Regions from separate parts of the Homo sapiens genome. Here regions 1 and 2 are each linked to region 3. A link is a contact called in ENCODE Hi-C or POLR2A ChIA-PET data. All regions are on one chromosome and are shown on one strand. The core of a region is the stretch at or near the end of the contact, and the rest is flanking DNA. Distances in the headings are between cores, read along the strand shown. Region 1 overlaps JARID2 (jumonji and AT-rich interaction domain containing 2). Region 2 overlaps JARID2 (jumonji and AT-rich interaction domain containing 2). Region 3 overlaps JARID2 (jumonji and AT-rich interaction domain containing 2).

Region 1 (2,942 bases), core at 440-2,939, 85 kb after region 3:
CACTCCAGTCTGGGCAACAGGAAAAAATGTTTTCTTCTTCTTTGAGACACAGTCTCACTCTGTAGCCCAGACTGGAGTGCAGTGGAACTGTCTCGGCTCACTGCAACCTCCACCTCCGGGGTTCAGGCGATTCTCCCGCCTCAGCCTCCTGAGTAGCTGGGACTACAGGCGCCTGCCACCACGCCCAGCTCATTTTTTGTGTACCTTTAGTAGAGACAGGTTTCACTGTGTTGGCCAGGTTGGTTTCAAACTCCTAACCTTGTGATCCGCCTACCTCGGCCTCCCAAAGTGCTGGGATTACAGGCATGAGCCACCACGCCCAGTCTAAATTTTTTAATGTTAAAAATATATATATAATATACATTAATATAATTGATTATATATAATAATGTAATTAATATAAAATATATATATTAACTTCAAAGTACAATGGGTAAGGTCAGGAAAAAAAATAAGCTGCCTATTTCCCCACCTTCCATTTTCCTTCACTCCACTTGCCCCTTGTGTTTTACTCCTAGGTTTTAACAAAAGTCAAAAAAAATTTTTAAGTACCTAAAAATTAAGTTTAAGGAAGATGGTATTTTTCCCCTTTCCCCAGAATGTGGACTAAATAAACAGTATGATCCTTATGAAATGTGACTGTGTTGGGCCAGGCACGGTGACTCACGCCTGTAATCCCAGTACTTTGGGAGGCCGAGGCGGGCGGATCACCTGAGGTCAGGAGTTCAAGACCATCCTGGCCAACATGGTGAGACCCTGTCTCTACTAACTAAAAATACAAAAATTAGCTGGGCGTGTGGCAGGCGTTTGTAATCCCAGCTACTCGGGAGGCTGAGGCAGGAGAATCGCTTGAACCCAGGAGGCAGAGGTTGCAGTGAGCTGAGATTGTGCCATTGCACTCCACCCTGGGCAACAAGAGCAAAACTCCGTCTCAAAAAAAAAAAAAAAAAAAAAAAGAAATATGACTATGTTGTTAATGAGAAAAGAGGCTGGCTGGCTCACTGCAGGGGGAAGGAATTCTTGAGTTTTTGTTGTTCCTACTGCTGTGGATGATGAACTCGACACCAAAGGAGATTGTCCCCCTCAAATCTTAACAACCTAACTGTGACGCACTTAAGAGCGTCTGCCACTTGTGATCTCAAAGTACGAAAAGCTGAAGTTACTTGCCAACAGAAACCCGGGAAAACTGTAAGCCTCGAGGATTGCTGGTAGAGCTTCTAAAAATCTGACGTTTAGAAAGATAGATTTGGTCCCACAAGTGGGCCACCAGAAATGGAACTGAAATTTGTCTCTGCATTTTAAAAACTGTAACCAAAACCACAGATGAATAGTAGAAAACTATTTCCTTACAAAAGTTCAGAATAATGTATTAATGGGTAAGATAATGCATATAACACAAATACCTAAAGATATAGTGAACTCCCTTGTAAATTCATAATACACTGTCCAAGGAATTCACAGGACTTTATTTAAACAGTTAATACATAATACATCTCTCACACACAGAATGTTAACAATTAGATATTGGAGGGGTGCTCCAAAGAGATGGGGGTGGGGAGGAATCAAGGCCAAGAACCCTGAAGACCCCTTGAACTCCATTTATTTTCAGTCAACAATGGTGTCTGCTTCTGCCAAGTACCCAGTGATGAGGCTGTGGTTAGGGGAAAATGAGGTGCTTTTACTCACACATCAGAACCACATTCTAGTTTGAATCTAAACTCATCCACAAATGCAAACAAGAAGAGAAAGAAACAGCACTAAAGAATGAAACCAATTTTAACTCTAAGCTAAGCTATGTTGTAGGGCAAGAGGAGGAGGATGGGGAATGAAATTTAGCGTGGCGAAAACTGGAAACAACCAAAGGCATTCAGCTGCTCAGGAGGCTTTTCCCCTCTCCAAAGTGGAGTGACAGAATTAGCCAGAGCCAGCACCCTCCCTGCACCCTTTTCTCCTGGGGTAGGCCCACAGCGGAGTTGCTCTCTGAATAAGAAATCCTGCATTACGCTACATAAAGGAGGGACAGTGTGCAGGATGACCGGCCAACATCAATCTTCAATGGCCATTTCTTAAAATCCTTCTTCACGTTTTCTTCAACAATACCAGCTACATGGCCAAGATTTAAAAGATGGAAGGCCTTTGACAACTTCCTCAAGCCCAGGCTCATTTACCAGCTGGAAACTGCAGGCAAGAAACCCTGTCCAACCAAAAAATCCCAGACTTGTGCTGGCTCCCAGTGGGCACCCCTCCTGCCAATCAGTGAGAAGAGAAAACTTGGTTGTGGTGACCCCAAAACAAGTCTTAAATGTTCCATCATAACTGGTTGTAAAAAGCAGTCAGCTGAAAGGGCCAATAAAGAGAGCGAAACACATGCTGGAAACAGCTGCTCCACCCCTCCCTGCACCTCACCAAGCAGATAAGATGCACCACCTCAACCTTGCAACCTGATGGTGCCCCCTGCCAGCACTGGACACACCCATGGACTCCCAGGAAAAACAGAAAATGCTCATAATCTAAGAAAGCAGATACTAAGTAAATTGGCCAGAGCTACTGCATTCTCTCTGGATGCAGGGCAGAAATCCTTAAGAGTCACAGAGCAGCCTATGGGTGGATTTTAAAGCCTACAAGGAAACGTTCAATAAATATTTGTTGATTGATTTTTTTAAAGAGATGATTAAAGGGTTAGAGGGGGAAAGGCCATGCTACAAAGGTCAAAAGTAAAGCATCACTCATCTAGATATGGGAGTCTGTGAAGGGCCTTCCGATGATTGTCTGGCTGCTTCAGAGAAGGACTGTAACCATGAGCTGGCTGCTCTCTGGTGTCTGCAACTTGGACGGACTGGGAGAGGTGGCCTGGAGGCTTAGAATCCTCTGGCTTTAGAGTCCTCTAAAAAAAGTGAATAAATTATCACCTCTCCAGATTTTACCAAAAAGTGCAGGTTTAA
Region 2 (2,919 bases), core at 2-2,501, 100 kb after region 3:
TTCACCAACCCCAATCAAGATCATTCATTTGTCTGTGCTGTCCCCAGTGGTGACACTTCTCCTCCCTCCGTGGCTTGGACAACCACCCCTGCTCCTTGCCCCCAGTCCCTCAGTCTGAGCTCCACTATCCACTGCTCACTAACGAGAGAAGCTGACTCATCTCCGGCTTGGGTACCAGAGCTTACTAGCTGCTTTAAGGGTAGACCCTTCTTCACCTCGCCAGGAGGCAAAATCCAAGTAAGATTCACCATTGTAACCCCACAGGGCCTAGTTATGCCCTACAATAAGATCTCCTTTAACTGTAGAGAGAAGAAAAAGACTTCAATAGAAGCTCAAAGGGGTCTTAGGAGGGAACTCCCTCATTTTTGCAAAGGATCAAGCTGAGGCCTGAATAAAGTACACACTGATATAATACATGTGAAACATACTGGCCACTTACTATGTGTGAGCCACTGAGAAACAATCAGACTATCTTCATATAAACTATAAACAGCTAACATATAAAATCCCACCCTTGTGGATCTTATATTCCACTGCAAAGATTCAGACAAACAAGTAATAACGTTGGGCACTCGCTTGATATAGTTCAGATATTTGTCCCCACTCAAATTTCATGTTGAAATGTAATGTCCAGTGTTGGGGGACAGGGCCTGGCAGGAAGTGTCTGGGTCATAGGGGTGGATCCCTCATGGCTTGGTGCTGTCCTAGCAATCGTGAATGAGAGTTCTTGTGATATCTGGGTGTTTAAAAATTGTGTGGCATCTCCCCTTTTCTCCAACCCCCACCTCCTGACCATGTGAGGTGCCTGCTCCCACCCCTCCCACCTTCTGCCATGAGCAAAAACTCCCAGAGGCTTCCCCAGAAGCTAAGCAGCCATGTTTTGTGTACAGCCTGCAAACTAAGAGCCAATTAAACCTCTTTTCTTTATAAATTACCCAATCTGAGGTATTCCTTAGAGCAATCCAAGAATGGCCTAATATGCCACCATACCACCAATGTGCCTTCCCCTTTGCCGTGGTGGTCACTCTTTGGGACTGTCACACCTCCTGAGCTTTTCTCACAAGCTTTGTTCCATCTGCCTCAACTGCTATTTGTGTCATCCAAGATACAAGTATTCAAAGGCTGCCTGTGACACTGTGCTAGGTACTGGCAGATCAACGGTAAATGGGGCAGAAACAGTCACCACACCCCGAAAGCTCACAGAGCTCACAAATGGGGAAGTGGGTATTATACAATGCTTTTCATAAATGTCCATGATTCAAAGTGCTGAAATGAGTAGAGGGTGCAGCTATGGGCATGTTTAACATGGGCTCCTAACCTAGACATGTCTCCTCGAGGAAATGACACCGAAGCTAAGGCCAAGGTAAGACTCCCCTGACAACAGTGGGATAGCTCCAGACAAAGGCAGCAACTGCAGGAAGAAGGAAAAGAGATTCTCAGAGGTTCTGAAGTCTGTGAACTTGAATAGGGAAACAGTCCCATATTCACTTTCACCAATCTCTTGCTGAAATGTAACATTCCCTTATATTTTGAATATACGCCACACACCAAAAATGTAATTCTGTGTGAGTTTGGTATCAACACAAAAAATTGCAAATACTCTTATACTGATTTACAGTGGTTGCAGATTATCTTGAAATAACATCATTATTTTAAAATTACAATAATTAGACCCACTATGAGGACTTGTTATTCAACAAAGGACAAAGAAACATATTACCATATCACAAATTTGTTCTTTATCATTTTGATGGCTATATTTCAATGTCATGGGTCCCCTCTGTAATCCTGGGTATTTTACTTAAAAAAGTATTTGGAAATATTTTAAGAAGGGGTCACACATTTCACCCGATTGCAAAAGCACTTTTAGGAAAAAGAACCTATGATTAGAGAACAAGGAAAGAAAGGATCAAGAGGGGTTTTTTTGTTTGTTTGTTTGTTTGTGTTTTCTTTTTTTTTGAGATGAGAGTTTCACTCTTGTTGCCCAGGCTGGAGTTCAATGACGCCATCTGGGCTGACCGCAACCTCCGCCTCCCAGGTTCAAGCCTCAGGTTCAAGATTATCCTGCCTCAGCCTCCGGAGTAGCTGGGATTACAGGCGCCTGCCACCACAGCCAGCTAATTTTGTATTTATTATTTTTCTGACAATGGGAAAGAGGCAGCAGTTGTAATATGGATGGCTGTTATTCCTATTACCTTCTATTAAGAGGCGCTTTTTTTTTTTTTGAGATGGAGTCTCGCTCTGTCGCCCAGGCTGGAGTGCAGTGGCATGGTCTCGGCTCACTGCAAGCTCTGCCTCCCGGGTTCACGCCATTCTCCTGCCTCAGCCTCCCAAGTAGCTGGGACTACAGGCGCCTGCCACCACACCCAGCTAATTTTTTTTGTATTTTTATTAGAGACGGGGTTTCACCGTGTTAGCCAGGATGCTCTCGATCTCCTGACCTCGTGATCCGCCCGTCTCGGCCTCCCAAAGTGCTGGGAATACAGGCGTGAGCCACCACGCTCTGCCAGCAAAATTTCAATCGAAACACTGCAATGAGCCGGGCACTGTACCTCATGCCTGTAATCCCAGCACTTTGGGAGGCCAAGGCGGGTGGATCATGAGGTCAGGAGTTCAAGAACAGCCCGGTCAACATGGTGAAACCCCGTCTCTAGTAAAAATACAAAAATTAGCCGGGTGTGGTGGTGGGCACCTGTAATCCCAGCTACTCGGGCGGCTGAGGCAGAGAATCATTTGAATCCGGGAAGCAGAGGTTGCAGTGAGCCGAGATCACACCACTGCACTCCAACTCGGGTGACAAAGTGAGACTTCATCTCAAAAAAAAAAAAAAAGAATTCTTCCAATTATAAAATTAGATTGCTATTCTAACTCACATTCTATTATTGAAGTCTCACATTTTCAAAGAAAGCATTTCTGTTG
Region 3 (3,087 bases), core at 1-2,500:
TAATATGATTTGACAGATTGCAAAGTGAATGGTTGCATAACACAGCCTTTATCATTTCTAAAAAGCTGCCTAAAATAGATAGGCCTTAAGAATTTTCTTTTGTTGACCCTAACTTAGAGCTTGTTCCCATCGGATGCTCTCCCACAGTCACTTTCTCCCCTCTGTCTGTCTCAGGCCTCCCCACTGACCCAGCTGGCACAGATCTAGCCTCCATTACATGCCACATGCTGGCTCTGAAACTCTCTGCTAGGGCTCCTCAGAGACTTCAGAACCCAATAGTCTGTGGGGTACCCCTCCTATACAAACCTAACACCGACTACGCCTACAGGGCAGCTTTCACCAACACCACTGAGGATGCCTTGCTGGGGAAAACTAGAGAGGCAATCCTTCCTTCCATGCTTGTCAGGGCCGCAGCAGTCTCAGCTCGCCAAGCCCTAGGGTGAGGCCTGATTACAAGACATTGGCATTCAGAACCTAGAAGGGGGCAAACCAACTTGAAAACCGTCCCTTAGGTGTCCTGCTTCATGACAAAGCTACAGCACAAATAGGAAGTCACGGGGTACTGTATATCTACAACCTCAATAATGATCGCCCTTTTAAATGTTTACATTCTTCCAGGCACTAAGAACCTGAAATAAATCAACTGCATTCATCGTAAGAATACCACCTCTGAGGAAAAAAAATTAGTATCCCATTTTCTGAGACGGAAAACAACAAACCAAACAGATGGTGGTATCAAGTTTGTCGGTTTTCTGAACCCTTGGTGGGACCCTGGGACATACTTACAGGGATGACAGTGTGATCCTTCAACAATTTCCACTAGCAGAGCTGGAGGACTGCGGCCTACTGGACCTGAGCTGGCAGGAGGGTAGATGCCCAGCCATTCTCTCCAGGAAATCTCTGATGGTCTGTATTCATGGATCCAAGGACAACCCAGTCTTCCTTCAGTTTTACAGAGCACACATGAGAAGGCCCAGCTTGCGTTCCCAGAGATGACCTGAGCTCTGTCAACAACTGCCTACCCCCACAAAAGGACAGGCAATCCCTTGCACAGAGTTTCTCACAGAGGGGCTAAGAAATCGGCCAGCAGGGATGTCAACATCCACTACCAAGAACAGCCACTTGATGGCAATCTTAACCTATTCCCTTGGAATTCGTCCATAAAGGGAGACCCCAGAAGGCTAGAAGCACCAAGCATGGGCTGCACAACGTGGACAGAGCTAAGAAGGACGTCCCTGCTTGACCTGAGTGTGCGGCAGTGCGGCGATGAACGGATAGAGAACCCCACACCAACAAGCACTGTTGGGTTCTTCTCCATATCTAGGCTTCTCTGGGGACTAGGCAGAAGTGGCTATAGGCTCTGCAGTCAGACAGCTCAGGAGCATGGAAACCTCTCGAGCTCCATGGCGCACTCACATTGGGTTTCTCATCAGACTGAAATGCAAGTGGACAGATGACAACAAATATGAGAATAAATCAAAGGCAAGTTCCTCCTCCTTACTGTGGAAACTTGTTCTCTGAAACAGGGAAGGGCAGGAGGCAGGGGGTGAAAAAAGTGGACTTTCCTTAGAAGGTGGGACACCTGTTGAATAAAGCACTCAAGCACCGCCCTCCTCATTTAAGTTGTCAAAGAAGGAAACTAAAAGCCATGTGCATCTCTAGGAAAAAAGTCTCTCCAGTTAAAAATAGAAATACACTGTAAATTGCTGCACTACACACTTCTATTTTTGGTAGCAGGAAGATGAACTGAAGGGCTCTCTGAAACATCAAAACATCAAAGGGTGGGAGGGGGTCCATACCATCATATTACCATAAAATAGTCCACTGTCTTAGCTAGGATAATGACACGTTTCCACAGAGGGTTCGACCTCACTTTGTGTGGTAGTTTCCCAACTCCTGGCTTCTCCATTTATAAAAAGAGTTCAGGCAGAGTGAAGAGTTTGCCAACATTTTCCTCAGAGGGATTCAGAAAGTGCCAGCTGAGAGCCTTCCAGCTCACCCTTTAAAACTCTGTAACACTTTCCAACTGAGCAAACTGGAAGGCCCTTTCAAATGACACTAGGAACAAAGTCATCTCATGGAGGGTACACTGCTGGGGGAGCCCCTAGGGAACAGATCACTCTAGATGCATTCTTCTAAATTCACTCTCAAAGGAGGCAAGATGCTATTTTTCAAATAAGCATTCAAAAGCATGGGTCCCTTGGTGAAAACCCCAATCACATGGGATGGAAGCAGACTATCAAAAATAACAGTGTTCCAGCCTGGGCAATACAGTGACACCCCATCTCTACCAAAACATTTAAAAATCATCCAGGCGGTGACACGTGCCTATAGTCCCATCCACTCAGGCGGCTGAGGTGGGAGGGTTGCTGGGGGCGGTGCACGCAAGCTGCAGTGAGCTGAGATCGTGTCACTGCACTACAGCCTGGGCAACAGAAAAAATAAAAACAAACAGTTAAATAAATTGATTAAATATAAAAGACAGTTAAATGATTGCAAAATGGAGACCTTGGACTGCCTTCATGTAACACATGGCAGCATAACTTTGAGAGCCATGGAAAGCTAAAAGCAGACTACCACTTCAGAGACCACCAGAAGCTAGCCTGGGAGCCTCCACACGTGGCCTTCCCCGTCACCAAGATGGCAGTACCAAGCATGAACAGGCACCCACCTAACTGCAGAAAGAAAACAGGGACTCAGTTAAGGATTACCCAGATGACAAGGGCAGGGCAGATCACACAGGAAGACAACCTTTCTGTGTATACACAGAAAGAGCTGAACCAGCCATTAGCTCCAAAGCATAAATGAAGCAAGAACACTAGTAACAGGTCAGGGAGAGAAGCTACGGGGTCTGAAAGCATGCGGGGCATAAGTTACCATGAAACACAAGAGACAGCTCTCCTTGGATGTCAATGGCAGGGTACAGGTTTGGCCTTGCCGGTTTATAATCAAGAATGGGATGTCACTGGCGAATATAAAATATTATAAAATATTTATATATTTTATATTATAGTTTGTTGTAGAAAAATTATATATATATATTTTATAATATATTATAAAATAGCTCATGTTTCTCTCCTCATCCCC

Evidence for each region. Hi-C counts contacts between places; a loop is a spot of excess contacts on that map. ChIA-PET counts read pairs that join two places held with the same protein, here RNA polymerase II (POLR2A). Pooled maps may share reads with other maps.
Region 1: a loop to region 3 is called in a pooled map, with 2.4 times the contacts of the local background. The contact joins two enhancer-like sites. A Hi-C loop is called at or near these places in 1 of 168 maps with a recorded cell type or tissue (K562), 4 of 37 single-sample maps with no recorded cell type and 7 of 50 pooled maps. POLR2A ChIA-PET finds 5 or more read pairs at or near these places in 4 of 52 experiments (GM12878, OCI-LY7, WTC11 and 1 more).
Region 2: a loop to region 3 is called in a pooled map, with 2.4 times the contacts of the local background. The contact joins two enhancer-like sites. A Hi-C loop is called at or near these places in 1 of 168 maps with a recorded cell type or tissue (K562), 2 of 37 single-sample maps with no recorded cell type and 5 of 50 pooled maps. POLR2A ChIA-PET finds 5 or more read pairs at or near these places in 1 of 52 experiments (GM12878).

What each region holds. Positions count from the first base shown.
Region 1 is chr6:15,304,343-15,307,284 of GRCh38, reverse strand. All of the region lies in intron 1 of JARID2 (jumonji and AT-rich interaction domain containing 2), which reads right to left. Among named protein-coding and RNA genes, the nearest start is that of JARID2-AS1, 57 kb to the right of the region's middle. Within about 2 kb of position 1,689, at least 3 of the 41 ENCODE cell types and tissues checked have a DNase peak (open chromatin) inside an H3K27ac peak, as active enhancers do; they include GM12878, where a contact is called at or near this core.
Region 2 is chr6:15,286,168-15,289,086 of GRCh38, reverse strand. The region is part of intron 1 of JARID2 (jumonji and AT-rich interaction domain containing 2); the gene reads right to left. Among named protein-coding and RNA genes, the nearest start is that of JARID2-AS1, 39 kb to the right of the region's middle. RefSeq lists enhancers at 1,222-1,271, 1,292-1,341. Within about 2 kb of position 1,251, at least 3 of the 41 ENCODE cell types and tissues checked have a DNase peak (open chromatin) inside an H3K27ac peak, as active enhancers do; they include GM12878, where a contact is called at or near this core.
Region 3 is chr6:15,388,544-15,391,630 of GRCh38, reverse strand. All of the region lies in intron 2 of JARID2 (jumonji and AT-rich interaction domain containing 2), which reads right to left. Among named protein-coding and RNA genes, the nearest start is that of JARID2-AS1, 140 kb to the right of the region's middle. RefSeq lists an enhancer at 1,049-1,408. Within about 2 kb of position 1,250, at least 5 of the 41 ENCODE cell types and tissues checked have a DNase peak (open chromatin) inside an H3K27ac peak, as active enhancers do; they include GM12878, where a contact is called at or near this core.